2 separate regions of the Homo sapiens genome follow, and region 1 is linked to region 2. Evidence: chromatin loops called from intact Hi-C (ENCODE). Cell type or tissue: mammary epithelial cell. All regions are shown on one strand. Links, peaks and the distances in the headings refer to the core of each region. The heading gives the core; the rest is flanking DNA. Region 1 holds the start of OPRM1 (opioid receptor mu 1). Region 2 has its middle 98 kb from the start of RGS17.

Region 1 (15,669 bases), core at 4,914-12,913, 810 kb before region 2:
GAAATAGAGGAGGAAGGAATACATCCAAACTCATTCTGTGAGGCCAGTATTACCCTGATGCCAAAACCAAAGACATATCAAAAAAAGAAAAATACAGGCCAATATCTCTGATGAATATTAATGCAAAAATCTTCAACATAATACTAGCAAACAGAATTCAATAACACATTAGAAAAATCACTCCTTGTAACCCAGTGGGATTTATCCTTGGGATGCAAGGATGGTTCAACATATGCAAATCAATCAATGCGCTGTATATATTTTAAATTTGTGTGATGTGGTTGGGTATCTGGTGACTCATGAGTGAGTTATATGGGAATCCATTTTGTTTTCAAACGATTCTACCTGATTATAATAAAACATACAACTTGTCATCATGTCATGAATTTGCTACCATATTTAATTTGGAACATAGCTTCCTGATTTTCTTCTTTACTAGTGTTTCAAAAATATTTCCTTGAGGAACATTTTATATATATTTGATTCTCATTATTTGAGGATTCTGTATTTGAAAATTGGCCTCTTCACTAAAATCTATTAATATTTACCCGCAAAATAATACTTGGCTTTTGCAGTCATTTGAGGACCTGTGTGGACATGTATAGAGCAGCAAAAAATTTGAGTTGCTCTCTGTGCAGGTTCCCAGGTAAGGTCAAACAAGGCAATGCTCTGCTGTCTTCTTTCAGCTTGTACTATAAACACGTGTCCTTTTCACAATCTATTTATTGCCACATTTTTCACATTTCTGTGTTTTTTTGTTGTTGTTGTTGGTGGTGGTGGTGACTTCACTGTTTAAAATGGTCTCAAACATAGTGTGGAAGTTCTGCTTAGTGTCCCTAAGCCAAGAAGACTGTGATGTGGCTTATGAGGAAAGTACTTGTGTTACAGAAGCTTTGTTCAGGCATGATTTATAGTGCTGTTAACCATGAGTTCAACGTTAGTGAATCAGCTATATATTAAATAAAGCGTCTTTAAACAGAAACACACATAAAACAAGGTTACGAATGCATTAGCTGATGAAAATTTTATAATCAGAGGCTCACAGGAACCTGCCCTATATATCCCCTAGAAGCAAAGCTTCAGTACTCACGAATTCTGTAGTCATAATGACTTTATGGACCATAACTATCATGAATAATGGGAATTGACTATATTAACTTTTTATGTTTTTACTTCTTCAAATTTTACTTTCTGAGTTTTTATTATAAGAGTAACCATATATTCCCTTTTTAAAGTTTGTAAACTCAGGAATATATGCATATATAGACATGTATGTGTTTGTATTTGAATTTATGATTTGCTAATATGTATCTATGGTACAGATCACTTTTCATGACTCAAGTGATAAAAGCTAAATATGCATGAACAAAGTGAATTGAGAAAATTATTTAAATTAGATTTTATACTTGAATAATTTGAGGTACATCTGAATTGCTAATAGCTTAGAATTGTACAGTATTTTGAAGATATTCAGTTCTGTTGGTCAACTTTGAATGTTGGATTTCTCACCTAAACACAAAGAGATAGATATAGTTCAAGTCTTTAAGTTTTATCAAGTGACATTTTATAAGGCCATGAGAAAATGCATAATTTTTTTTTAACAATGGTAGCATGTATTTTGGGTTATATTGCAGGGAAATTGGTTGTAGGAGTACTTTGGAGAGGCTGTAAGAAAGGATGGATTTAAGTTGATACTTGAAGAACAAGAAACATTTTGATAGGAAAAGAATGAGAGATACGTTACAGGAAAACAGAGAGAAAGAAAAATAAAGGAAACAGTATAGAAGAGATAAACATGAAGCATATTGGAAGATAGTGAAGGAATCAGGTTGGCCTAATTTACGTAAACGTTAATTTAAATCACACTAATGGTTTTCAGTGAATATGAGTGGTTAATATTTGAATCACTTAGGACACCTACTGTAAACTGAATGTGTTCCCCTCAAATTCACATGTTGAAAACCTATTCCCCAGTGTGATGGTATTTGGAGGTGGGGCCTTTGGGAGGTGATTAGGTCATGAGAGCAGAGCCATTATGAACACTATTAATGCCCTTATGAAAGAGGCCCTAGAGAGCTTCCTTGCCTCTTTGCCTTGTGGAGAAATGGGGAGAAGTTAGTTGTCTCTGCAAGAAGGTCCTCAGCAAATGCAGAATCTGCTGGTGCTTTCATCATGAACTCCTCAAGCCTCCAGCACTGTAAGAGTAAATTTCTGTAGTTTGTAAGCCACCCAGGCTATGGTACTTTGTTATAGCAGCCTGAACACACGAAGACACCTACTTACATACAGTGCATAAGCTAACATATTATTTAAAACAAACAAAAAACAAACAAACAAAAATTGTACTTAACAACATTTTTGCCTGGACAGACACATATCCAGAACAGAATGATCTCTCTCTCATTTAAACCCATCACACACTTCATCTTATGGGAAAGCCCTATCCATTGGTTTACGAAAGTTCACTTGATTAGATTTGGTGGAACCTCTTTGCATCAGATTTGGAATACAACATCCAGGATAGGACTAATACCTAAAGGCAAATATTAAAACCATCTCCTAAAAATTAAACAGAGAATGAGAGACAGAGAGAGAGAGAGAGAGAGAGAGAGAGAATTTTGCCCACGCTCCACCTTTGCCAGTCACGCTTTTAGGTTATGCGTTCCTAACCCTTAAGGAGGCAGCACATACTCTGACTCACTGTTTTTCATTCCTTGTCTTTCCCCATCTTGCACCCAGGCCCTCAGGTACACAAAACAGCAGGACCTTTTGCTTGGGCCTCCCAGTGCAGTAAGAAGATGACTTTTCCCTCTCCTTCCTGCATTTCTGCTCAAACATGTGATGCTCACCTGGTGGCTTCTGTGGGGTGGGGGTGGGGGGAATGAAACATGATGGGGTTGCACCTTTTCCCACTTAACCACTTGCCTGTACTCTCGAAGCATATGAATAAAGGCTTGACTGTAACTTTCTGTTTCCCTTATTGTCCTAATCATAAACACCACACCTGGCAGTTCAGAGCACACTCACTCTTTCTCCCTTTGACAGAACCTATTTGAGCTTATATAGAATCCAAAGGGCTGTGATGGAATGGCAACCACGATTGTTTAGTTTTGTGGATGATTCCTCTTTTCCTCCAGATTGTATTGCTGGGAAAAACATGCTCTTAATAGTCATTGAAGTTGCCATAGGACATTTTAGTACTAGAAAGCGTTTAAGATTTTTTTAGTCCAATTCGCACCTTTTTACAGATAAGGAGAGTGAGGCGCAGAGTGCCTTGAAGTCGAGCCACAACTGACACTTGGGGCCCTGAGCCAGGGCAAGGTTTCTCTTCCTTGCTGTTCTTCCTTTCTAAATTTGTATCTGAGAAATTGATGGGGAAAGAAAAAAAGTTACCTGAGGCAAGAAAGGATGGGTAAAGAAAGGAGTTGCTTGGTAAGCTCAGTATATGATGCTTGTTGTATATGACGTTTCCTGCATTTGATGCTTCAGCTCACTTTTGAAGACTGAAATTTTCTTGAGCTCAATTAATCACAAGATACTCTTAACGTTACTATATAACATGAAATTAATGGAAAAGGGAGTGGCAGGATTTTTTGTTTGTTTGTTTTCTTATACCCTCAGATAATTTGCCAGAAGGCACAGGAGGCTTTATTTCCTTTACATGGCACACACAATTCTGCTCCTATTATCCTGAGCTCAAGAAGAAGTAAACTGAACACTGGACATGACTGGTGCCCACTCTCTCTCCATTCAGCCAAACCTACCCAAAAAAGCCTTTCCTAAATCCCAAGGCAGGAACAAAAATGGAAGGAAAAGCTTAGCTTCTGAACTCTCTTGGTAGTTCTAACTGGTGCTGCCTATCAGAATTTTTCTTACGAGTTTTTGATAGTTAAGAGAAAACCTTTATTGATAGGTCTGTAAGAGCTCTATTTATTAAACAGATTTTACTGTGCTAACGTATAGTCACCAATTATAAAATAACAGGAAGGATATTCAGCAGAGTGTGAGATACGACCTTGTGTGAAGGTGAACCATTTTGAAAAGTGGTTGCTTGGCAAGGAGTGGGAAACTAGAAGAGTAAACCAGGGAAGAGGAAAACGAGGCATGTTTTTGAGACGGTCACAATGTGGGCGGGGCCTTCTGATGTGCCTTGTAGTTGGCACCTCAGAATTGTACACCTCAGGAGAGAGGGGAGCAAGGGCAGCATTTTTCCACAGGCTTCCATTTCCTGGTCAAGGGAACTTTCCTGAACTTCCAAATAGTGCCTTTGTGAGTGCCAGGCTGATTCCTATGGAGGGCAATTACTCCAGTAGAGAAGCCCTAGGGCAGAAAGTAAGTGATTTAGATGCAGCCAAGGTGAAGTGTTACTCAGTTATGTCTGGAAACTGACTGCCATATCAACGGCTGAGGTAGAAGGCGAGGTGAAGGACATGAGGTGGGCACGAGAAGGATATGAAACAACGTGAAAGCCATTGCTTTCAAATTTTGCCTGGTGGAGCCCTAGAAATTCTATGGTGGTCCCTTGGGGACAGCACTGGTGGGTGGCATGGGGGTGCAAGGTGAGCAGTGCTCTTGGTCTCAACATGTGGTTACATCTGGACAGTTGTTCTGTGATCTGTTTTATATATTGGGTCCCAAGTTCTTGAAATAAGTGTCTACATCTAAAAACAAGTTTGAAGACTGCTGTCACAGATAATTATTTCAGTCAGATAAACATTAAACTTAGTGAGGACTAAAGACTTGGAATTCTTGTATTTTAAAATGACATGCACCATTTAGTCTTGGTATTTACCCCTAGTACTTTTTTTTTTAATTTATTTTTTTTGTTTGAGTCGGAGTCCCACTGTGTTGCACAGGCTGGAGTGCAGTGGTGCGATCTCGGCTCGCTGCAGCCTTTGCCTCTGGGTACAAGAAATTCTTGTGCCTCAGCCTCCCCAGTAGTTGGGATTACAAGCATGCGCCACCCAGTCTGGCTAATTTTTTTTATTTTTAGTAGACACAGCATTTCACCATGTTGCCCAGACTGGTCTCAAACTCCTGACCTCAGGTGATCCACCTGCCTCAGCCTCCCAAAGCGCTGGCATTGTAAGTAAGAGCTACAGTGCCTGACCACCACTAGTACATTTTTAAATCTCATATAGTTGTATGTTATTTCTCAAAATGAGCTTATTTTTTCTTGCATCTGACCTTAAAATATCTGTTTCAACTACTGCCTTAAACGGAATCCTAGGAGAAATAATATTTTCAACTTTTATATGTAAGAGATCCTATTAGATGTTCAAAATCTCAAAGTAAATATTGTCAGCATTTATTATTTGAATACCTACAGACACCAATTAATTATTTGTATTTTCTTCTTAGCAGTAGAGAAATTATGCTTTATTTAAATTTATTAACCGATTTATTTTTTTTGCAGCAGTAGCTGAGGTTTTTTTCTGAGTATTATACCTAAATATTAATTAAAACAATTAGCTTAGAAAAATGCTTGCAAATAAATTTTTACAAATAATTTTTAACACATTTAAAAAAAAATAAGATCAGTTAAAAGTACTCAGAAGAGTTAATGGCCCGAATGTTTGTTTGTTTTCTTTTATGTTTGTTGGTTTTATTTGACATCTATTTTCTAGCATTGGCCTACTGGAACTATAACAACTTGGAGTAATTAGGGAAATTATGTGTTTAAGCTTAAACATATGATATGGTACCAATTATAAAAAGTTATGAGAACATACAAAAACATTTACTATGTATGTGTGTTTCCATATGTTTACTATATATATATGTGTTTCCATATGTAGTAAATGTTTAAAAACATGCATGTGAATAACTCACCACTAAATTTATGATAGTGGTAGTCTCAGTGACAGGAGGGTATTAGGAGCAGAGAAGAGACTTCAACTGTTTCAGTCTGTCTATCTCTCTCTCTCTCTCTCTATCTATCTATCCATCCATCCTTTAAGAGAAGAATTGTTCTGTAATTATATATTTTTTATCTTTGGAGATGTTTCATAAAATATCAGATAGGTCATTCTTTCAAGAAAGAAAAGAGAGAGAGAAGAATATAGGAAACTCGTTGATTGGTAATGTCATGCAAATGACAAAGACACAGCTTACAACCAAGGAAAGGAAAAGCAATTTAGTGTGTTTAGAAGACACAGAAGAAGAGTTGTTCTCCTCTGAATTAGTTTCTATATGGAAAATAGCACTTAAAGTTCAAATTGTAATAGGTACCAGGAGCTCTCCCTTACTAAGTGAAAGGCATGCAATTAAGTTAGTATTTTTTAATGTAAGCCATTAAATTGAGAACTGAATTTTATTTAGTGTTTTTCACTTTAAATCCATCCTCTAATTAGGATATTTTGTGGGTTTTAGAAAAGTGAATTTTATTAATATTTGAGTAAATAAACTATTATCTTTTTATTTTATGAAAATTACTAATGATCATATTTAGTGACATGCATTCAAATTGATTCAAATATGTATGTGTGTGTGTGAATTTATATATATATATATATACACACACACACATATATATCCTTATATTAGATAAAACATTATTGTTCACTAATTTGTAGCTACCTGAATCTAGATTAAGTTTAAAAGCTTATACTTCTGTTTCAATCAAGTATAACTGATCATTTTTAAATTTAAACCTGAATCAAATATTTAGTATATAGAACAAGTATAAGCTCACAGGACTTTTTCTAAAATCAGAAATACTTGTTAGGAAGGAGAAATGACAATAACATCTTGCACGTATTTAAATGCTCTTCTCTGATAATTAGTTATATTGAGAATTTATCTAACCACATTAAGAAATAATCTTAAAAATGAAGGTACTATTACTTGGCACTCTTCATTGGAAATTTACTGGAAGGATGGTTTACGCAGCCCACAGAAATCTCAAAGTTTCTAGCCCTCCACTTTTCAACAGTGTCTGTACATACCATGTTCATAGCTACATGAACAAACCTTGGAAAAAGAATTTCCCAACATAAACACATCTGGGATTATATTAGTTTTTGCAGTTATGGGTAATTCTATAGTCTGGTTCAGTTATTAAATATTTTCCCAAAAGTGAAACATCTCTGGTGGCTGTTACTTTTTGTTTTGATTTTTTTTCTTTACAGTTCTTGACAATGAAATACTATCATCCCATTTTAAGTGATTGCTACTGTTTGTAGTATTTTCATCACATTTTCTAAAATCTTTGTGATAATTTTCATAAGGTTATTCTCCAAGCATTATTTTTCTTTAAAACCAAAAAAGCTTTCAGGTGATGGTTACTGATAACATTTTTATCACTTAACATCTGGACTTAAAATCTTTAGAACATATTACAGTTTCTCCTTTCCTCCCTTGTATTCCTTAGAGTAGCCCTGTTTAAGAATCTCATTTAAGTTATACTACTTAATAATGTTGTTGATGAGGGGATGATGATGATGGTGTTACAAACAGAACCAAAGAGTTAATCACAGCGTCCATGTTAGCAGTTATTTTTGTTGTTGTTGTTGCCATAGTCATCTGAGCCTCATGATTCACTCAATGTACTAAAACATTTTAATAAATATTACCTTAATATAATCAGAAAACTGCAACTACTTGATCATTCAATAGCATTTGTTGAATTTTAAATAGGGAAGGAAGTGAACATTTCTCCTCAATACTTAATAGATGCAACATTATATCCAGCATTTTAGCAAGGACAATACATCCCTGAACTGATCATTTTGTAGTTTAAACACCGCAGCCTGGAGACAGTCAGTTAAATGTTCTCAGCTAAATAGACATACTTGCTTCAGTCCCCAGATGCTTTCCCTGTCGCTTCATCTGTCACTAACTTGCCCATTTTTCTGTTTCACAGTCACATTCCAAGAGGGTTACCTAACCCTGCGATTAAAACCCAGCCTGCCACAGGTGGGTGTTTGGGATGACCTTTCAAATAGTACTGCATTTTGTAAGAACTTTCAGTACCGAGAATAAAGCATAATAACATGTTCTCAGTAAGATGCACCGTCACCATGTTTCTCCAAGTCAACAAGAGGCCAGAGGTAATGCCTTTAAAACTAACTCACCCAACCAGCAACCTCTTCTACACTGGAATAAGACCAATCTGCTCATTTCACAGCCAGTTGCCACTCTATTGGCTCTCTCTGTATTGCAAAGCATAAACTAAAGGGTAGAAAAATGAGGAAGGAAAATATCAAGAAGCAATAAAAGGGAATAAAATATTATGTTTCAGATGGCAGGATTCCTAGATGCTTTGGTATTTTTGTTTCATGCTTTTTTCCTTCAGGATTTCACATAGAATTTGGGGATAATTTGTTATTCCCAAGTTATTATTGCTATATCAACCCACTCTGTCAACCTAATAGTCGAATTAACTCAAATCATGATTTGCCAGCACAATAAAAAAAAAAAATATGTTAGCTAGGAGAGATTTAGTGGCACTGAATTAATGAACTATCTGTTCTTAGAGAAAATAATTTACATTTTCTGTGCCTCAGTTTATTTACTTAGCATAGATAATCTCTAGAGTCCCTTCTAGCTTGATTAGTTTATGATTCTATGAATTTCTTTTAGAAAAAATGAGAAACATATTTTCCCTTCACAAAACAGGCCTTTAATTATAACTTTTATTGTCATAACTGCAAAATTAAACTTGGTTTTTAATCTTCAATGTGAATCATTGTATTGAATTACTTAAAGTAAATGTTTTTAAAAATAAATACTTCCATCGATCTTCTTGCATTTTTCCTTCTGTTGTTAGCCTTCCTCTCAATAGATGGTGCTCTTTTCTTACAGACAATACTTATCTTATTCCTCATCAAAAGATCAGGGAAATTAGCTTTACTCTTTAAAAATCATTAATTAAAGAAATCAGACAGATGAGTAGAAAGAATTGCTTATAAGCAATTTGCAGCACCTGGGTAATGAAAGCATACTGGAGAGAGCAATTCTTAAATGATTTAAGAGCTCCGCTGAAACCTGCAATACTTGCTGAATAGGTGAAACAAACATTGTAACTAAATATGAAAATGCCATGTTCCCTATATACACATACCCCTGGTTAAAAAAAAAAACCCTCGAATTAGGAACTATTTTAAAGTGTTAAAATATTTATCTTCTTTAACAAAAACAGATATATGGCATTTCACATTCACATGTAGTATTTGAATATACACATCAACACCAACACAATCAATATCAATCTCAGTCAATACTGAGAGCTTCCACACTCTGCCAAATATACCGGGAACATCTGGGTAAACAGAAAGTGGACTACAACTCTTTTGAATTAATTTTACTTGATAAGAACACTTTGTCTAGAGCACCCATCACAACTTCCTGTATAAGAGTTTCTGCAGTTTCTAATGTGGAATTATGATGCTTTTGGTCACTCCTAATTAGCTCCAACTTGTGAAGGCAATGAAATACAGCCATGTCCTGCGGTTCTCCTGAACCAACCTACCCATTCCAGATGCAGTTTGTGACTTAGGCGATCTGAAGCTACTAACGGCAAACTGGTCTAGGCAACACATTTGTCATGTTTGTTATAACAGAGGAAAACTGTCATGGAGAGATGCTAGGAAAACTTCCTCTACCTAGTGTTGCCTCAGGATGAAAGGAAGAGTTGGGTAAGGGCTGCTATGGCAGGGGAGAAGAAAGGGTGGGGTTGTGGTACAGGGAAGTACTAAACCAGCAGGAGTAGGAAAGTTGCCAAGGTCCATCTCAAAACAATTGAGAAGACTTGAGACTGCTCCCCCCGCCACACACACACACACCGGCCCCAACCAAATTTGGGAAAGCTAACTAGAATTTCTCTCCCATTATTCACAACTTACTCTTTCCATAGCTCCTGCAGAGGGACTGAGTGTAGGACTCTGCCAAGAGCCCTCTTTGCTCAGTATAAGGAAGCGCTCCAAGTCTATGCTATAGCTTCCCTCCGCCCCCCACCCCTAGACATTTGTAGCTTTTACCAAAGCAACTTCTCTGCTCCTGAAATTTTGAATTCTTTCTTTATCAGTTGAAGAAAAAACAGAAAAGTAGGTTTTCTCATAGAAATAACAATCACTGTCCGTGGTCTCCTCCAGAGTCCCCCCAGTTTACCTCCCCTCTTTCATCCTCCCGCCCAACATTGAGCCTTGGGAGTTAGGTGTCTCTTTGTACCCCCTTAAGCCGCTGAACCCTCCGCTCGGAGCCCTGGCGCTTTCCTTACCTGACAATCACATACATGACCAGGAAGTTTCCGAAGAGCCCCACCACGCACACGATGGAGTAGAGGGCCATGATCGTGATGGCCGTGATCATGGAGGGACTGCCGGTCGGAGGGCACAGGCTGTCTCTCCCGCCCAGGTCGGTGCGGTTCGGACCGCATGGGTCGGACAGGTTGCCATCTAAGTGGGACAAGTTGACCCAGGAACCGGGGCTGGGTGCTGGGGAGCAACTTGAGTACGCCAAGGCATCAGTGCAATTGCTGGCGTTCGTGGGGGCAGCGCTGCTGTCCATGGTACTGACGGCCGGGCGGGCACCGCTGTGCGAGGTAGCCAGGAGCACCGAGACTTTTCGGGTTCCAAGCGCCTCAGCCGCTTCCTTTCGCCGCTGCCACAGCTCCTGCTGTTTCTTACAGAAACCAGTCCTGGCTGAGACAGAGAGGAGCGTCAGGCGGAGGGGACCGAGCTGAGCATCTGACATTCTCCTCTGCGTATAGCCCCCTCCCACCTTAGTAGTTCACAGAGGCTCATCACCTGCCCCGCACCGCTGCAGGAGGGGAGCGTGGGCCATGCGGGATTCGGAGGCTGGAAGGGAGGGAGGAGGGAAAAGGGGTGGATTTTGCGCAAAGCGATCCAAGGAGTAGGTCTCTTCACTGGGCACTCTTCTGTGCAAACACATCTAAAGGAGGGAGATGGAGAGAAGGGTTGGGGAGAGAGATAGAGTTAGTCTTTGGTAGCAGTGAAAAATAAGAAAGGGGGCTAACATCACTCAATTTTCCAGCGCCTTTTTCTCCTTAAAATCTGGCAGGGAATACATTGGCTTGATGAAACCCTAACAGCCCTAAAACCCCAATGCTCTTCCATCCCTACTGCCAATTTTGATTATTTAGGAATGGGGGACACACAATTTTCTTTTGCAGTCCTTGTTGCCTCCGTTGCCAACATCTAAGAAAAGGTAATAATGTTTCTCCAATTTTCTTCCCTACAAACCTGTTGGGAACAACAGCGATCCTTTATTTTCTGAAAAAGAAATGAGAAACAAATAAACTTTTGTGCAGAAAACCTGTTCCTCATTTTCCCCAATTTCTAGGGTGAAGCTCTGTTTGCCTCTGATTTTGTTTCAGTGGGTAGGAGGCATAAGAAGTGGTTACAGAAATCAGAAGGTTGTGGCATCCAGTAAAGTCAACTAAAGATAATGTTGATCTTTCACATCTTAAATCTCATAGACCTGTTTGGAATTGTTTATCTTTTTTATCTGAAGACTTCCTCGATAGACATATGCTTCTGAGAAGAAGGTTGTTAAAACAAAACAAAATTTGCATTCAGTCTGTTTTCTAGTGTAAAAATTCTAGGAAAAGCCACATAATATATGGAATTAGAGTGGCCTACAACAAGATCCTTGAGAAACATGGATACGTTTTTGAATTTTATACCTTACTTCTAAGTCCATGAGTGCTTCTATTTTAGAAATAAATTTGTAAATACCAAGAGTAAGTTCTTGGTCTTTTTTTTTCTAAAGTTAACACCAATTCTGAAGTAATTCTCATTTCTGTACATGTATATATCTGTGCATGTACATATCTTTTAACCATAAACATTGAAAATACATGTCCTCAGTTGGTCTTGAAAAATTCACTGCAATTTCAGGGAGCAGGGAGGGAAGATCTTGAAAGGAACATTTAATTCCAATATTATTTTTTGGCATTTATCTTAGAAACAGATAACTCATAGGTAAACTCTATTAATCATAGGCTATTTTGCCAATGTTCACTATTATTTTTATCCTCTTACATTAAAGCATATAATTTACACAATAAAATGTTACAGAGATTTCCTAGAGACTAACAAAAATACCTTAAAACATATTCTTCCATGAACTAATGTAACAATTCTCTTATATTGAGCTGAAATCTGTCTGCCTGCATTCAGTTCCTTTGTGCTTAGTTCATGTGGAAGACAAGACACAGTATAATAATTCCTGACCTTGGAGTCAATCATTTTATAAATCAGCTTTGTAACTTTGTAGCTGTATGAGTTTGGACATGTTACTTTACCCTACAGGATGACAGTCTTCTCATTACTTAAAAAAGGCGAGGGTAGGCTAATAATATTCACCTCATATGTCTGTTAGCAGGATTAAATGAGTATACATTGCAATAGTAATTGCTTAATAAGTGATAACTCCTTACCACTATATTTCATATATTTGAAATCAACTGAGTTTTCTCTTTTGCAAGTTAAACATTAGCATCATTCAGTTGTTTCTTATAAGATGTAGTTCTGAGTCCTTTCAGTGGCCTTGCTGTTCATCTATTCTCATTATAGTTTGTCTATCTGCTCTGAAACTACAGTTCCAGTGTTAAAAATAATGACCTAAATTTGCCCTGACCAAAAAACAAACAACAACAAAAAAAGAAACTAAGCCAGATTATAAACTTTGTCTTTCTACCAGTACAATGAAAGTCCCTTTTTTTTTTTTTTAGTTTTATTTTTTGGTCACGTTGTTCTCTTGACTCTCCTTAGGTTTACCAATGACAAAATTTCCTAAACACAATCCAAGCCAGTTCCACAAATACTAAAGATCTGCTTTGGACCAGGTGCTGTGATAGGAGCTGGAGTTTAAAAAGATGGATACAATAGTGTTTGATTACGGAAACTTTCTTCTTATGCCTGGTGAATCATATGTTTCATCTCCTATAAATTTATAGTTGCTTTGGAGGGAGCTCAGTACAACACTATAGATTTTTTTACTTTTAAGTTACATCTTGTTAGATCCAATTCATGATTCTTATCCACCAAGATCTTTTGGAATGGTGATTCTGTCATCTTTTGTATGCATTTTTTAATATACTTTATTTACTCTCCTAGCTTTGTACTCCGTAATAAGGTTCCTAAGGGAGGTCTGCTCACTAACACAGTACTTAATACATAGTGGACTCCCTCCCTCACTCTCTGTGTTTCTTTCTATATTAAACATATATGAATATTAATGTGCATAATATTTGAATTCAGTTGAAAAAATGATTAGCATATATTTTATGCCATTATACCCAGATAATGGCATAAAATATATGCAATCTGGGTGATAAATAATATAAAATAAAAATAAAACAATCTGGGTGATTTTTTTAATGACACAGTTTGAAAATAAAACATCTTTATGGGAAAACCTTAATGAAGACGTTTTGTCCTTTTTGACTCAATATAGTCTGTCAACCAACCAGGACTTAAATGTATAGACTTATGGACTAGCCATATGCCTTTTCTTCTAGAATTACAGGCAAAGAGCAACCCCATTCCCATTGCCCTTTTCTAGAAACAGTTGTTTTTTTATTCTGTTTTATAGAAAAATGCAATTACTCTCTAGAGCAGGACTTGAACTTTGTGCTTCATATTCTCAGCTGAGATTGATTTTTTTGTTTTCTATTGGTCTTTATCATCTTTCAGTGAGGATAGTTATTATCCTTCTATTTTGAATATAGAATATTCTGGTTATCATTGCATGTCCTTCCTTAAGTTGTTTAACATTTATATCTTGGTATCTTCCACCCATTTAATATACAATTCAGGAAGCTGCAGAACAAATTTAATTTTCTTTCAAATATATTGACAGTCTTGAGAAACCTAGAGAAAAACTGTTCCAGAAATAATAAATTAATACCACTTAATATGTAGTATAAAAGCACCTCAATTTCAAGTTTTTGTTATTTCAGAGTTTCCCTATGGTATATTCCCTGTTTCCTCCATAATTGTTCATTTCCTACTCAATTGGTCTGAAGTCTGTTGTGAAAGTTCAAGTCTCTCATAAAAGGAGATGGACTGCAAATAAATGAGTCAATTTATTACAAACATAATTATTTCATACAGTATTGATCCCAAATATATCTTTTATTTCATTGAGCCTTAATATGTAATTTGTACAATAGAAATATCTGTCTTTTTGTTGATGCTTCTTGCTTAGCCCAGGCTTTCTATTCGAAGCAAGAATAATTTATTATCTATACATTTAGATTGAACATTGCTATCAAACCCATATCATGCAACATTTTTCACAAAAATTATTTGTTTCAAAGCAACGTATTTATTCATAGCACGGATGAATCCCAGGAAAGTGCTAAAAGTCACTTCTCTTCTTTGAATTTCAACATCTATTGGCTTAGTTATTCATAGAATTGCCTTCATCCTACACTTACTTTAATAGCTTAGTCCTGATTCTGTTGAGAGTGGCTGTTAATGGAACACATGATTAATGGCTATTAATGAGGAACACAAACATAAATACTATGCAGGAAACAATTACAGTGGTTTGAAGCTCAGAAAAATGGGACATCCAAGGTTTCATTGGAGGAACATTTTATGTATTTGTTTATAGATATTTTCTATGTTATCTAACTTTTAAATGGGCATAGCTAATGAGAATGCAAATGCATTGTGATACAATATTATCCTTGATCACTGGATTGTTGCATACATATCAAGTAAAATGGAATAGGCACTCTTTATTTGCATGGTAAAAAAATAAATAAGTAAATGAAAGCAAAAAACTCCTCACACCAACTTCTACCCAATAAACCTAAAACAAAGCCATCTAGAATAAAGTGGATGAAAGCCCCGGACTTTTGATTAAAAAAAAAGCAGTTCAAAATCCAGTCTCAACTATTTACTTCCTTGTGACTTACTAAATTACTTATACTTCCTGATATTTGGTTTCCTTTTCTGTAAAATAAAAATATGAGAATCAACTTCAAAGAGGGTTTATAGGATTACACACATATGAAAGAATTTATCCTTTGTTGTTTGGCTTTTTATATCCTGTTGTATGTGGCCTAGAAATTAGCAAGAAGAATTATTATAAATAATACACTATATTTAACTGTACAGAATCGTCCTTAAAGGACCTGATTCTTTTAAGGGCCTGAAGGTAGTATCTAGGGTCCAACTAAATCAACTCTTGAAAATTTATCCAAAAACAACTAGTTTAAATGATACATAAGCCTAAATGTCTTTCTAAAATCTGGAACCTCATTTCTATTCAAGTCTTGCTCTTCAATTTCCAGTTACAGAGGTTTGCCATTACCCTAGTACAGCCCCTTATCACTTTCTAATAGATAAACAGTTGTCAGATGTTTCAGTCTCAGGACTCTTTACACATTTTTAAATTATTGAGGATCCAAAAAGCTTTTCTTATTTAGGTTATCTTTATCACAGTCTATCACTTCAGAAATTAAAACTGAGAGCTCTATAAAAACATTTCTTTATCATTATATTTTATTTTATTTATTTATTTATTTTAAAACAGAGTCTCACTCTGTCGCCCAGGCTGGAGTGCAGTGGCGCGATCTCAGCTCGCTGCAAGCTCCACCTCCCGAGTTCACGCCTTTCTCCCGCCTCAGACTCCTGAGTAGCTGGGACTACAGGCGCCCGCCACCAAACTCAGCTAATTTTGTTTTTGTAT
Region 2 (15,669 bases), core at 2,862-10,861:
TAACCATTGTCCAGTGGTAACTAGACTGCCCCTACCACGTGTCAGCAGAGACCACATGGGAAGGTGGAATATCCATTCCTATCCATTCCCCCATTTAATAGTAATGAGGAGCACCCCCGACTCTGGGGAAAATCCAAAGGAAATCAATGTGACAAAGAACTGGTTCTTTGAAAAGATCAATAAAATTGGCAACTCTCTAGCAAATCTGGCAAAAAAAAGAAAAAGAAGACACAAATGATCAATACCTGGAATGAAACAGGAAGCATCACTACAGATTATGGAGACATCAGAAGAATAGGAAGGAGACAGTACAAACAAGTAGACACACATACATTTCACATCTTAGACAAGATTCCTCAAAAATATTAGCACAATTCACCCAATAATTTAAAAATTTATATGGAAAGGCAAAGAAACTAGAATAGCTAAAATGATTTTTCAAAGAATTAGGAGCTTTCCATGCTTAATAAATATGTTTTCAGTATTCACTGTGTCTCTGGCACTATTCTAGTACTAAAGTTATAACTTTAATAATATATGGAAAAATGTTTGAAGTTTACACTCTACTGAAGGAAATAATCAGTGAAACGTGAACATGTAAAGCACAGGTGGCAATAAGTTCTATGACCTGAAGAAGGAAAGGGTAAAGAAAACAAATAAGTTCTGTGAAGATGAATAAAGCAGATGAGGGGATAGAGAAGGAAGTCTTCCTATATAAGATGATCAGGAAAGGTCTCACTGAGAAAGGCTGAGCAAAGACTGAAAGATCACAAAGTAATCAGCTGCCTGGGTGTCTAGGGAAGATATGTTTTGGAGAAGGGGAGCTCCCTAGCAGTGATGGGAGGCTAGAGTGTGCTGGATATAGGAGCATGCAAGGAAACCAGTGTTGGTATAGTGGAGAGAATGAGGAAGAAAGGAGAAGATATTGTCAGGGCGTGCTCAGAGATCTCGCCATACCTTGTAGGTGACTGTGAGAACTTTGGATTTTACTCTGATGGAGATGGGAAGCCATTTGAGAGTTTCATGCTGAGGATCTGAGTGACCCGATTTTGGTGTAAAAAAAAAAGGAGCATTATGTAGTGATTAGAATGTAAGACAATAAGGGCAAATTCTTTTTTTTTTTTTTTTTGAGACACAGTCTCCCACTGTCACCAAGCTGGAGTGCAGTGGCACGATCTCAGCTCACTGTAACCTCCGCCTCTCAGGTTCAAGTGATTCTCCTGCTCCGCCTCCCGAATAGCTGAGATTACAGGTGGGCACCACCATGCCCAGCTAATTTTTGGTATTTTTGTGTTTTTAGTAGAGACGGTTTCACTATGTTGGCCAGGCTGGTCTCAAACGCCTGACCTCGTGACCAACTCGCCTCGGTCTCCCAAAGAGGAAAATTCAAAATTATTTTCTTACGGGATAAATCCAATAATAAAGAGATTACAAATCTTAACCTTTTTAACTATATTTTTTCTGACTTCAGATGCTAAGACTGATACTATTTTTTCTCCTGGTTAATAAGTACTCAAAACTCATTAATAAGATAGTATTAATTAACCAAAACCCTAAGGATTAACGGTTTTAAGTGTTGTGTGCTAACCAAAAAAAAAAAAAAAACGCAACTGGAGAATATAATAAATTAAATGAACTTTAATTAGAATATAATATGTTAAAGTTTGCAAATTAATCAAAATTGATAAAGGACACACTAAGTACATTTTAACATAGATGAGTAAAATGCAAAATATGATTTAATATCAGTATATTACTTAACTTGTGTAAATTATAATAATCTGACTTGTTACTTTTTAGTGGAAGTGTCTTCCAGATACTTCTACAAGCAACTTATATATGTACAGGTACATATACAAAATGAGTACATGTACTCATTTTGTAAGAGTAAGGGTACTCTTACTCTTATAAGTAAGAGTAAGATGAGTATGAGTACTCTTTTCATAATCATAAAATGAGTATGTGTACTCATTTTATAATTTTAAGTTGCTTGTGGAAGTATCTGGAAGGCAGCATAGTGGGTTGAGATGAACTTATGTAGTATATATCATGACCCCATTCTTTAAATGTGTTAAACAGGTAGGCAAAACATGCACTCTATCCCAACTGTAGGCTTCATTCTGACCCTGCTCTGGGGATGTTATAGTTCTAACATGTTTGATTCTGTATGCAAGCTGTCACTGAAGAGCTTCACTAAAAGTCGTTAACTAAAGTCAAAAGGAATGCAGTTGTATCATCTCTTATAAAAGATTATTGGAGATGTGATGATAATTTTAGCTTTATTTATCGTCAACTTTTCATCAATATATGTATTTGTTTCAGACTTATCAGAGTTACAAAATCGGATGCTAGACTGAGCAATTCCAAACTACCCAGGAGGTGGAAGGTCCAGTTTCTTTCTCCTTTTCTTTCTTTCTTCCTTTATTCCTTCCTTCCTTCCTTCTTTCTTTCTTTCTTTCTTTTTTCTTTTTCTTTCTTCCTTTCTTCCTCTCTCTCTCCCTCTCTCTCTCTCTCTCTCCCTCCCTTCCTTCCTTTTCTTTTCCCTCCCTCCCTCCCTCCCTTCCTTCCTTCCTTTTCTTTCTTCCCTCCCTTCCTCCCTCCTTCCCTCCCTCCCTCCTTCCTTTCTTTCTTTCCCTCTCTCTCTCTCTCTTTCTTTTTTTTGAGACAGAGTTTTGCTCTCATTGCCCAGGCTGGAGTGCAATGGCACAATCTCAGCTCACCACAACCTCTGCCTCCCAGGTTCAAGTGATCCTCCTACCTCAGCCTCCCTAGTAGCTGGCACTACAGGCATGCACCACCATGCCCAGCTAATTTTTTGTATTTTTAGTAGAGACGGGGTTCCTTTATGTTGGTCAGGATGGTCTCAAACTCCTGACCTCAGGTGATCCACCCACCTCAGCCTCCCAAAGTGCTGGGATTACAGGCGTGAGCCACTGCGCCCAGCCAGGAGCTCCAGTTTCTTTGCATTTCATCACAAATGTTTGTTGTTTTTCAAATTTGTACTGTGTGTTACATTATCCATTTTTTCTCAAGAATCCTTTTCTATTTAGTTAACATCCATTCTGACAGTCCAGTTGGGATTCTCGAATCACTTATTCAAACCAAGAAAAGAATCCTAAAATGCAGATATTCATGTCTTCTAAAATCGGGTTTATTAGCCTTTTACCTAAGTGGTAACTGCCATTTCAATTTCTTTCTTCACAACACCACATGTGCAAGTTTTACTTTCTGTTACCATGATTTTCTCAGAACTCACTATCTTCTAGAAGTTTTACCAACCAAACAACTCTCAGACACTTGTAACTGACCCCTTTGTCTTAGTACCAAAATCTAAAGATGTAGGTATACAGTTTGTGTTCATGTATAAAGGTTCTGATAAAGGTATAAAATATCAAGATATTCTACATCATAAAACCATTATATTGAAGAGTAATATAGACAAATAAAATATGATAAATGCATATTTGGGTACACTTTAGTTGGTCCTGAAGTTTTCTCTTGGCTTAGGAGAGTAAAATATATTCTCCATAATGTGTAGCCTCATAAAACTATTAAGCCATCTTGATTCAAACAAAAATTGCAATTGTGCTAATTTAATTTGATTATTGAAGCATATTACTTTCACATTTCTCTTTATATTTACAAGAATACCTACAAGTTGATAAGTTTGAAGCCATCTTGAAGATCTTGATCTTTTCAAAGTCTTGTCATAAGAAATTGTGCCCCCCGCCAAAAAAAAACAAGTCAACTAACAAAAAACAAATTAAGAATGCTTTTTTTCCTTCCTATCAGTGATGGTATAACGTTTTATCGAATATTATTTCCTGAAAATAGGTAAATTGTTAAGTGGTTATACAACATTTTCATTTTCAGAAAAAACTGAGGAATAAATTTGAAAATCTCTCTTCACTATCAAATCGCAAAATCACAATTGTGTTGTTTTAATCTTTTTTTTTTTTTTCCGAGACAGAGTCTTTCTCTGTCACCCAGTCTGGAGTGCAGTTACACAATCTTGGCCTCACTGCAACCTCGGTCTCCCGGTTTCAAGCAATTCTCCTGCCTCAGCCTCTCGAGTAGCTGGAATTACAGGCGCCCACCACCACATCTGGCTGATTTTTGTGTTTTGAGTAGAGATGAGGTTTCACCATGTTGGCCAGGCTGGTCTCGAACTCCTGACCTCAGGTGATCCACCCACCTCGGCCTCCCAAAGTGCCGGGATTACAGGTGTGAGCCACCGCACCACGACTGTTTTAATCTTAACAAAAGTTAACTGCTGTGCTGTCATCACATATGTTCTCTACAAAATTTGCAGAAGCATGCATTGTACTGTATTGCATTGCATTGCATTGTATTGTATTGTATTGTATTGTATTGTATTGTATTGTATTGTATTGTATTGTCTAACAGTAATTTTTCCTATTAATTGTTTTCCTCATTTTTTTCTGTTATAAATTGTGGGAACAGGAGAGATTGTGAAATTTTAAGTGTTTTTTGTATAAATGATGATAGATGTGAATAAATTCATACACAATAAGTTTAGAAGTCATAGGTACCTATTACTTCACATCATTCCTTAGGTGTAGGTTTCTTTTGAGGTTCTCAGCTATTATATTTCTTAAAGAAGAAATAAATTCTTGTTTAAGAATAAATAACCTATTTTTAGTTTTAAAGTCATCAATTTATGGTTTTTTCATTTTCTCTTATTTTGTCTAATGAATAGAAAATATAATTGTAGTATATTTTGAAATTTGGTTTTTATTTTCTTCATTAAAAACCTTTTTTTCTGAGAATGTCCAATATAATATGGCCATTAAGAAGCAAATTCATTCCTAGGTGTTCACAACTAACAGTTAAACAAATCGGTATTCATAACGACAACTCCATTGCTGCTATCAAGTGATTTTCATTGTTATGAAACCATATGATCTCAGAATTTTAGAAAACCTCAGAGAACAGAGACCCCAGCTCTCCTGAGAGCCCCAGCATAGCCCATCAACATCAACAATTGGTAGTCACCAAGCTCTGTCAATGACAGGGCCTCATTGAATGGCAGAAGCAAAAAATCTATGATACTGCTGACTACTTCATAGATGTTTTAACATAATTTGAAACTGAAGTGCTCTGTTGTGTGTATACTGCCTTACTAGCAAATATATCTTAAAAAAAGAAAAATTTTATGGAATTATGCCCAGCTTTGCAACTGCTTTCCATCACATTTTCTATCTATAACACAGCCACTGCTGTGTTAGATCTCTCATTCTATATTCTAACTCAAGAAGCAGCAAGTATATCTGCTTTTCTTAAAAACTTTTGCATTGACTATAACATGCAATCTCAAAATTTACCATTTACTATTTCATCGTTTTGAAAGGCAATAGCATCAGGGAAAAAGAAGAAAACTAGTTCTTATATTTTTCTGGGTTTTCAAAAATCAAGTTTGCTTCTTCACTACACTCCCACCATGCACCCTTCTAGTTCTTTCTAAATTATCCCTGAGCCTTTGCCTGAGGGTCTTTACTTCCTGTAACTTCCCTAATTTTCCTTACTAGTGATTAATTTAGACGGATATAGCCAGTTATTTCTTTGCTCACACTCAGGCACCTAACCACTGATTTTTGCCAACAAGAACAAGAGACAAAGGGTAATGAAATGCATTCTTGAGCTCACCTGTGAAGAGTTCCCTCTCCTGTACAGAAGGAAAACAGAGTATATCCTGTATTTAAACATGAGCTAAAATAAACTGTAGTTACAGTTTGCCCTTCTCTGCCCATCCCTCAGTTTAGCAATATGTACAGAACACGCGTTGTGCGTAGAACGAAGTGTGAACATCACCTCGACTGGCAGGCAGGCAACTAACTGCAGTGTTTTAGCGCCGTCTGGTGTTGGCGCCTAGAAACGCAGCTGGCATAATTTATACCACATTTAGCATGTGACAGGTACTGATCTTTCTGCGATTTTCAAGGAATTCTCTGTTGTAATCACCAAACGCAACTGAATGTGAAAACATATATATTAATTGTTGAAAGAAAGCAAAGTCTCACAATAGCCTTTTACCCTCTGCATCATTTTATTTCTATTCAATGTCCCTATTATTTATCTGAGGAAAAGATTTTGAACAAAAACAGTATACAGCATACTCTTTCCAAAAATATACTAATTAAGGAAATATAGAGAGTACCCTCAATTTGTTTAAAATTTCTTTTACATTTCAGGGTGTTTAGGGGAATGTTAACCTTAAACAACAAAGAGATTAAAGTGATCAGATTTGCTTCATTCATTTTTTTAAAAAAATATTTTTCTATGGTGCAACTCTTATTTCACAGATAAGAAAATTACACTCAGAAAATTAGCTTTAAAATAAAAGTAGTTTGGTTTGTCTTTCACATGATTTTAAGTGTCTGCTGAGCATTTATATACCATGAAAAGGGATAAGAAGAAATAGCCAAAACTAAGTTAATGCTAGAAGAACGAAGCAGTCTGAACTTACATAAGAGCAAAGTAAACATCTCACAGAGCAGTGAGGGTCCATTTAGCAAATGAGTTTTTCCAGTGAACTAAGGAGTAGTCTTATAAACCTCTAAAAGTGAATCATTTGTCCACCCTTCTCATGTATCTTTGGACCATATCCATGTCAAAATTAAAGTTGTACACATGGAGGAAGATACAAATTACAAGCAAACCACTTTCTCCTGAAACATGTTAAAACATTTTATGCCCTCCATGATGTAAAAACTACCCAAGCCAACATGCTACAGAAGGAAAATAATTAAAGGCATTGTCAAGAATCTAATTGTTAATGAATTTGAGAAATATGATCAATTTTAATATCCCTAGTCATTATATCCTATTTCACAAGCTCGACAACTTTCATTACCATGTAAGATAGGCATAATAATGATAAAATACTGACTACTGTGCTAGAGAAGATCATTCTTAACTTTCTGTAATGAGCAGTTTGAATTTAAATTGAATTTTTTTTTAAATTCCAAGGTTAGAAAACTAACACTGCTTAAATTGAAAGGTAAAATGTCACATTTGTTTAGCTTTTAATCAAGTAAAGCGCAAAGAAATTATAACCAATTCTTTCTTTATTTAAAACAATGTAAGGCATGGTTACTTTTAAGACGTAACCATTTTCTTAAAGTAATGACACCTTATATTAAGTTCCAACTCCAGATGGTACTTGGATATGGGAATCCTTATACATAATCATGGCAGAAGGGGGCAAGGCCCTTGGAGCCATGTGCAAGATACTGTCCTATGTTCTGAGTGCCCTCTCGCCCTTGCAACACAATGGCATTTTCCTTTCTGCTTGCTGGTGCCTGCTGACACCCACTTCTGAAGTCAAGAGTTGGTGAATCTAGTGGTCTGTTCTTTTCAGTAAGCTCAGAGCATAGTGTCCCCTTCCTGACTCAGCCCACCATGATCTTGGCCATATTCTCAGTGTGGCTTCTGTCTAGGCCCTGAACCTTTGTTTCTGTCCTAAGGTCACACTGCCCCTTTCTGTAGAAGCCCAATAATAGGTCTGAAATTTCCAAACTCATCTTCTTTCCCTACCCCCCTGGGAATTTCTAAATGCCTTCTGGGCCACATGGGAGCTTAGACAGAACATGCATGGAGGAGCTCAACTTCTGCTCTTTTTCTGTCTGAATGCACTATCACCACTTCTCAATTACTATGGCTGCACTATTGCACACTGCGAAGTGATCTCCCCCCGCAAATCCCTAAATGTGAAACTAAGTATAGCCCTTTAATATCAGCTGTATGGATTTCCTTCACTCTTCTGTTTTTCCCATGAAAGATGTCTACATTCTCTTCCTGAGGGATAACAACTTCCCGTACATCAGAACCTTCTCCTACCTCAGAATCATTCACACACACACACACACACACACACACACACACAGACACCCCAGCCTATTCTTCACTAGCACTAAAAATAGTGGAAAGAGTGCAAGAGGAGGAATCAGACTACCAGGAAGAGAAAAACATCCAGAGTTAATTCAAAAATGTCTATTCAAATAAAAGTATTTCCTTGACACTCCTACTTATATGTGTTAGATAAGACTCTCCAGATAAAGGGAGTTATAATGAACACTTTCCCTTTTCCATTATCTGATTTCTTTTATTGTTTAATTTCTTGTAAATGTATTCAAAATCCCACCTACAGTTATATACATATGAGTGAAAATACAAGGCCATTACTTAGGCCCTTTTCAAACAAATACTCTCTAAACAGTTGGTTCAACCTCCATTTTTTGTTGGCATACTGAACCCAGCTAGAATATGTCTAGCATATTCTTTATGTCCAAAATAAAGGACTGATCATGTTTAGTGATAGAACATTGCATTTTTACTTATTTGGAATTCTGTTTTACTTCAAAGTCTTCTTCATTCATTACCAGATAACATTAGTCACTAGTATTTACTGGGCATCTAGATACTTTACTTGGATATACTAAAAGTGGCTTTTTTCACTACATCAATTTCATGAACTATGCCGTATCTCAGGAGGTATATTTAGATGGTAAAGTACAGTTCACTTCCATGTTACCATACTACCTCCTGCATTATTCCAGTTTAGAAGGAAACAGATGGTAAAAAGAAACTTCAAACTTCAAGAGGCTTCAGTTGGCTGGTCTTGTGGTCAAATACGAGGTCTAAGTTGCCCCTTATAGTATTCACCTCTACCTCCAACAAAAATCAACAAGACATACGTTAGGAGAAACAAGACATGGTGTCCTATTTTGTGCTCAAATCTATAGCCGATGTTGCAAGAAGCAGGATCATTTTACTTTTCATCAGTTACCTAAGGCCATAAGTGAAAGTCTGGCTTAACTGGCACTATATTTTTGTCAAGTTTAGTGTCATCTATAGATTGGCTCTCTGTGGTCCTTGGACCTGCAGCCTTTAATCGGGCTGTACCTGGGTAACTAGATTACTTTTTGTCTACTAGGTAGTTTCTCTGGCTCTAGTCCAATTCCCCTCCAATACATACTCAAACAACTTCCAGAGTGATTTCTCTAAAATAAAAATATGGTCATGACAGATCAAATTCCTTTAGCTTTCAAAATAGAGTTAAAAACTCTCATATTGGTTCATAAGGCTCTTCATTTCCAAGTCTTCATTTTCAGTTACACTTGAATTTGGTCATCGCTCTCATCCTTGCTATTCAAAGTCCCTGGAACAGCAGAATCTAGATCTCTGAACTAGAATCTACATTTTAACAAATCCTTAAGTCATTCTTAGGCACATTAAAGTTTGAAAAGCACTGGTATATAAAATATTAATATATTAACTATTTGCATGTGTTTCAGACCAATAAAAAACTCAAAGGAGTACTGTTTTAAAAGTGGTTCATTTACTGGCAGCAAAATACATATACATCTGTAAATTTTTCTTTGTCCATAAAATCTCAAAACATTAGCAAGACATTGATCATGAAAATGAACTTCACTAACCTGTCATATTTTAGAAAGGAATTTGAGATGTATATTCCCAGGGATCTTGCTTTTTCAAAGAACCACGTGGTAGGTGCCAGAAATGCACTCACGCCTGCAGTTTAAGAGGGGCAGTATCAAGGGCTCTCGTCCCCAGCATATTGCAAAACCCTACTAAACGCAAACTCCTACTGTTCTTAAACCAATCAGGGATTTGTGGGAAAGGCTCTGATGAGGATATGAACATTCCTCTAATATAAGCAAGACCATATTAATCTCAAACCTGAAAACAGAATCTACACCTGCAAAAATTATTTCACTTCTGCCTATTTCCAAAACATAATTGAGTAAAGCCCTATTTTTATTATTATCTTAATATTTTACTTGTATAGGTTTTTGGGATAATTTTTGACATTTATGTTGTTGAATTTAAAACAAATCTGTGTATTTAGGACTAATTTATTTTAGCTCATGGTACTTTTTTGGTTGAAAGATAGATAACGTTGGTTGAAAGATAGATGGAAAGTCCTGGCTGCGAGTTGTTCAGGTTCTTGGCTTGTTGAACGAAAAATTAAACAAAATGCACAAACAAAGCAACAAAGAGCGAAGCAAGGAAAGCACAGATTTATTGAAGCAAAAGTACACTCTACAGAGTGGGAATGGGCTACAGCAAGCAGTTCAAGGGCCCTGATTGCACTGTTCTTTGGGGTTTTTATTAGACTAAAATAATTTGGTAACACCCTTAGGTACCTTTTAGAGGCCTCCAATTGGTTACACCCTATGCAAATAAAGGCTTGGTCCATGACCGATCAGAGGCTGAAGTGAAGGCTTGGCCCAGACCAATCAGAGGCATTTCCTGTTTCTGACATGGGGGGAAGGGGTTTTGTAGAGGGAAGGGCCTCTGACCTCTTGTCACTTGGGCATCGAGAGGTAGGGTTTTCCTCTCAGTCCAATTCCAAGAAGTCAGCTGCAGGTTTGCCTTAGGCTCCCTGTCTCCAGACCCCATTCTCCTACCTCAATAACATCCTAGAAATCTAAAAAAATAGTTTGATAAGTGAGTAATATATAAATAAAAGCCAAGTGCATATGCCTAACTTGTTACAATTTGCTATTTATGAAATCATTAAAATGCATATTATAAAAATGTCCAGCATTTTAAATTAGCTAGGAAGAATATTAATTTTTGCTTGTACTTTTCTTAATATTTTTATTTCATAAATTTCTATTACTAAACTCAACATAAAAAGTATGAAAGTCAGATGTTTTACTACATATTTTCCTACATATTATGTTTTGAAATCTCAAAAATCAAATAAAATCACATTCTCTTGGGTTCTTTTCCTTTCAATTTATCATCATATATAAACAGGATTAAAAATTACTCTTTTATAACTTCTAAACATTTATTCTCTAAATAACCTAGAGAGTAAATAAAATGTCATAAGAAATCTTTACACATTAGGAAATTGGTCCAACACCTCATAAGTACTTACTTGGCACATGGTATTCTCTCAAGAAAGCATGAAAAAAGAGATTTTAATTGAAATTTAACAGATAAAATATTTGTGTTGATCATATTAGCATACATCATCTGAAAAAGTAGTGTTGTAGACATACATTTTTATTATTAAAATGTATTTTAAGTCTAGGCACGGTGCCTCACACCTGTAATCCCAGCACTTTGAGAGGCCAAGGTGAGCGATTCCCTTGATCTCAGGAGTACGAGACCAGCCTGGGCAACATATCAAAACTCCGTCTCTACAAAAAAGACAAAATTTATCCCAGGATGGTGGTGTATGGCACATGCCTGTAGTCCCAGCTACACAGAAGGCTGAGGTGGAAGGACCATTGCTTGAGCCCGGGAGGCAGAAGCGGAGGTTGCAGTGAGGTGAAATCATAAAACTGCACTCCGCCCTGTCTCAAAAGAAAAAGGTATTTTAAACGTTTTGTCTTCTTTTTAAATAGCTTATTTGTCCTTTAAATGGATTTGAAACCATATATATATATATATATATATATATATATATATATATATATATAAATGCCTTAGATAAATTTATATTATAATCTCACCTACAGCTTAGTAATTTTGATGTATTTCTTGTTTAGTTTAAACACCTCTTCTTTTAATATCTTTCAGTAATTCTTTTTATCGAAAAGGTAATAGCAGACATTCAGAACTAAGAAAATGTATACCATGAACATGCTCTCACCAAAAAAAAAACTGAAAAAAAATGAGATTAATTTGCCTATATATTAATAGAAACTTCTTTAGCCATCTGGGGTTTACTTTTGTGGGATAAGACTAAGACAAGCTAAGTTTTATTATTTTTATAAGAAATATTTTGTATTCTCTTTTTTTTCCTGCTCAAATGCCCTTCTGCTTAATTGGAGGTTCCCAAACTTCCTCGGTTCGTGGCACCCTTAAATAATTTAATATTACTTAATAACCACGCTTAAACTATTCAATAACCACAATTACACATTAATGAAAGCATATGTGCCTACTGATCACAGCCATAACTTCTCAAATCTTGAAATCAGATTGAACACCTCCAGCCTCATTTCTTGTTACACATCGATTTTCATATAGGATGTGCTTTTTTATCAAAACACCCATCAAAAATCCAGTTTCGCAAAAACGTGACATCATAGAAAGAAATGAAGTACAATCAAATTTATGAACTACCTTAAGCTAATTTACACATATACAAAAGATGTCCTGTATTCCTCTGTTTCTCTCAAAAACTGAAAATATCCCATTGTGTCAGTTTATGGTAATACCCCCAGACATCTTGGCACACAGTTTGGGAACCACAAGATTCTTTTCTTAATCTTGAAATTGTATAATACTATCAGGCTACATGAAAGTATTGGTCTCTTATAATTAAATATGTTTGCTTATAAGGATCCATTTTTATTTGTAATATTTGTGGTTTAAACGAATCCTTTAAGTCCTTTAAAATTTTTTTGTTATATTTTTCCTATAAAAAATATACCCAATACCTATAAGTTGAATCCCTATTCTCTGTCTCCCAAGTCTTACATCTCCCTGCTCCCTTCTGTCAATTGGTTTTTATTTTTCTCCACATTCTGAAAAAGATTCTGAAGTTATGATTCTTCAGTATAGTCTATTTTTTTTTTTTTCCAGGCAGAATCCTGCTCTGTTGCCTAGGCTGGAGTACAGTGGTGCAATCTCTGCTCACTGCAACCTCCACCTCCTGGATTCAAGCAATTCTTCTGCCTCAGCCTCCCAAGTAGCTGGGACTACAGGCATGTGCCACAACGCTCAGCTAATTTTTGTATTTTTAGTAGAGACGGGGTTTCACCGTGTTGGCCAGGCTGATCTTGAACTCCTGACCTCAGGTGATCCGCCCACCTCGGCCTCCCAAAGTGCTGGGATTACAGGCATGAGCCACCACACCCAGACTCCATATTAGTCTTTTAACTTTCTCCAGTTTCAGTTCTGCCTGTCACTGCTTGAGGTGTGTATTGGTCTACTAGGGCTGTATCGTATTAAAATGCTGGGGGGACCTAAACAACAGAAGTTTATTTTCTCACAGTTCTGGAGGCTGAAGTCCAAGATCAAACTGCTGGCAGGGTTGGTTTCTGGTGCAGCCTCTCTCCTCGGCTTGTAGACACCACCTTCTCTCTGTGTCCTCCCATGGCCTCTCTTCTGTGTGTGCTCACTCCTGGTATCTCTTCCTATTCTTACAAGGACACCAGTCTTTTGGATTAGGATCCACCCTATGACCTCATTCAAGGGGGCCTTTATTACCTCCTTCAAGACACTATCCCTAAATACAGTCATATCTGAGGTTAGAGCCTCAACATATGAACTTTGGGGTCACACAATTCCGTGCATGACAAGGTGTATATGGAAACTCTGTAAGTGTATTAATTTAAACACATCTTTTTCACTTCACTCACTTTTCTGTTAATTTTGTATATGCCTCTTAGCTCCTCTTTCATCTTTTTGTTTTATCTTGTCTTTTGTTTCTCATGCCACATAGTTTATATTTTTCTGAATTTAGTTGATAGAAAAAAGGCCATCTTCTAAATGTTTTCTACAGGATATCCCTTCTCTGCTATAATCTTTATCTTTTACGTTACAGGATGTCTCCATCTGACCCACTCTGTTGGTTTTCCTGCTGCTCTCATCTGTTGATTTATCTTTCTGTAAGTAGAAAACTACTGTGACACCGTTTCTAGTTTTTGTTTATAAACAACATCAAAGTTCTGTGAATTATCCATGGCTGCCTTCACTGTATAGCTGGTTGCTTTCAGAGTCCTCTTTCTTTGGGTGGAAGCCTCATTGATGTGCATTGACTGACTCTAATGAAACTTTCAGCACTTTGCAATCTCTTATTGAGTGTCGAACTGCAAGACTGAGAAGGGACTTAGCAGTTTCCATTACTTGGTCATCTGATTATGATAATTGGAGTTTATTTCTGAAGTTAAAAATAGTCCACTTATCTTTCTTCCCAAAAAAGTATATATGGAAGAAAAAAAACCCAGAATGCACCACTTTTGTGAGTTTTCTAAGGCTATCCCATTATATCTATTGATTTTATATTGAATGTAAAGTAATTTATTCTAAGCACTTCTGTCAATAGCTACCTTGTGTCAATGGAAACTGAAGTTCCAGAATCTGTTCATCACACAAGTATTAATGGAGGAATAAGGGTAATGAATACCTATGGCTCGCTGCTTAAGAGAAACAGTTTCTCTTGTTCAGGAATATAAAAGCTTTGTCTGTAGTCTACCTGAGCAATAGATACAGATGTTTGGATGACCTAGGAACTTGCCAGTGGCTTCAGATCCACAGACTTTAAGATTGATCATATAATTATACTCTCTGTTTAATATTAAAAAGATGAATATTAAATTGTCCCTATGTCAGTATAAAAATCATTAACTTACAAGCGCTCCCAGCCTTCCTTTGCCCTACCCTCATACAGGATCTTCTAAGTTGTCCCATTTGGTTCTCTTTTCTACCCACTCTGCTTTATGGAGGACCTTTCTTATTAGACCTGGTGTTTTGGCTTTTGTGAGAAAGAATTGGAGGAAGGCAAGAGGGTATGAGGAAAATGTGAGATTCACAAAGGTTACAGAAAAATTGTGGCCTGGAGAATGATGGGCATGGGAGCAGCTTTGGGGTGAGTCAGGTGGACGGAAAAGGAAATTCAGGGAGGTTTTAAGGCCTGTTGAGGACCAAGTGTTCCCATTATTGTATGATTTTGAAATTACTCTTGCTTTCCAGGACGTTTCCCTTTCAACAGTGGGGTTGAGTCACCCAGGTCAGCATTTCCAAGTGTTATATTTGATGGTGGTAATGGGAGTTAAAGCCAAGGTTTGAAGCCAAGATTTAAAGCCAAGGTGTCATACCCAGCTGGATTTCAGATTTAAATTACCAGCCTCAATCTGAGCTGCTTATGTATTTGCACCAAGTCTTCCTAAATTCTGAAGAAAGGAAGAAAGGGAAAATCTGGGCCCCGCATGAGCAGGGATGGTTTTGGGCCACCACCAGACAATAAAAGGGCGTGTGTGGAGACCACATTAAAGTTGGAATTTCAGTTTAGGGGAATGCATGGTTTGGTCCTGGATGTTCCAGGCAGAAAACCAAATTTGTGCAATGTTATCCCAGTTAACTCAATTGAGAAAATGTTTTAAGCTTCCTTGGAAATGCCAGGCATTTGACTCTTAAGTGGACACCAAATTTCTTACAAAGATGCCAGACCTATTGTCTTAGCTGGTACAAAGCTTCCACCTGGCTCCACCTAATGCAAACAGCCTTATGGACGTGGTCTTGGTTTGGGGAATCCCAGTCAGAACTCCCAAGGCAAGCTACTTGCAGCCAGAAAATTGAAACGTTCATAGAAAATAATTGGTAGAATTTAGAAAGGGCTTTCCCTTCAAGTAATCAAGGATGAGAAATTCTAGACCTCTTTCCATGTTCAAACACTTAGATCAGTTTCATTTTGTTTTAATTTACAAAAAATGGAATCAAACACATTGATCCCAGCTTGTTTTTACAATTAGTTTTTCTTATGTGAATAGTTACGCTAAATTTCAAAAGATATAAATTCAACTTCATTTGTTATGCTTCATAATATTTAATAAGATAAGTAGAGTACAAATGGTTTCATTTCAATATGGATGCACATCCAGATTGTTTCTAGTTATTTGACCATTGTTTTCTTATTATTATATTTTTATGTCTTATTAT

Evidence for each region. A loop is a pair of places that touch in the nucleus more often than their neighbours do. Peaks named below come from ENCODE experiments on the same cell type or tissue, not always from the same donor. Only the 100,000 strongest peaks of a DNase experiment are listed, where the experiment ranks them.
Region 1: a loop joins it to region 2, with 23 times the contacts of the local background. A loop is called at or near these places in 4 of 110 quality-filtered maps.

The regions. Positions count from the first base shown.
Region 1 is chr6:154,034,385-154,050,053 of GRCh38, reverse strand. It overlaps OPRM1 (opioid receptor mu 1), which reads right to left and starts at 10,814. Exons shown (of 4, transcript NM_000914.5): 1 at 10,220-10,814. The coding sequence starts at 10,509. RefSeq lists an enhancer at 10,055-10,554. In mammary epithelial cell, for the core only: a CTCF peak has its summit at 8,792; no DNase peak of the experiment used is centred there; H3K27me3 peaks cover 207 bases.
Region 2 is chr6:153,221,435-153,237,103 of GRCh38, reverse strand. No RefSeq gene overlaps it. Among named protein-coding and RNA genes, the nearest start is that of RGS17, 98 kb to the right of the region's middle. In mammary epithelial cell, for the core only: a CTCF peak has its summit at 5,880 (motif pointing left); no DNase peak of the experiment used is centred there.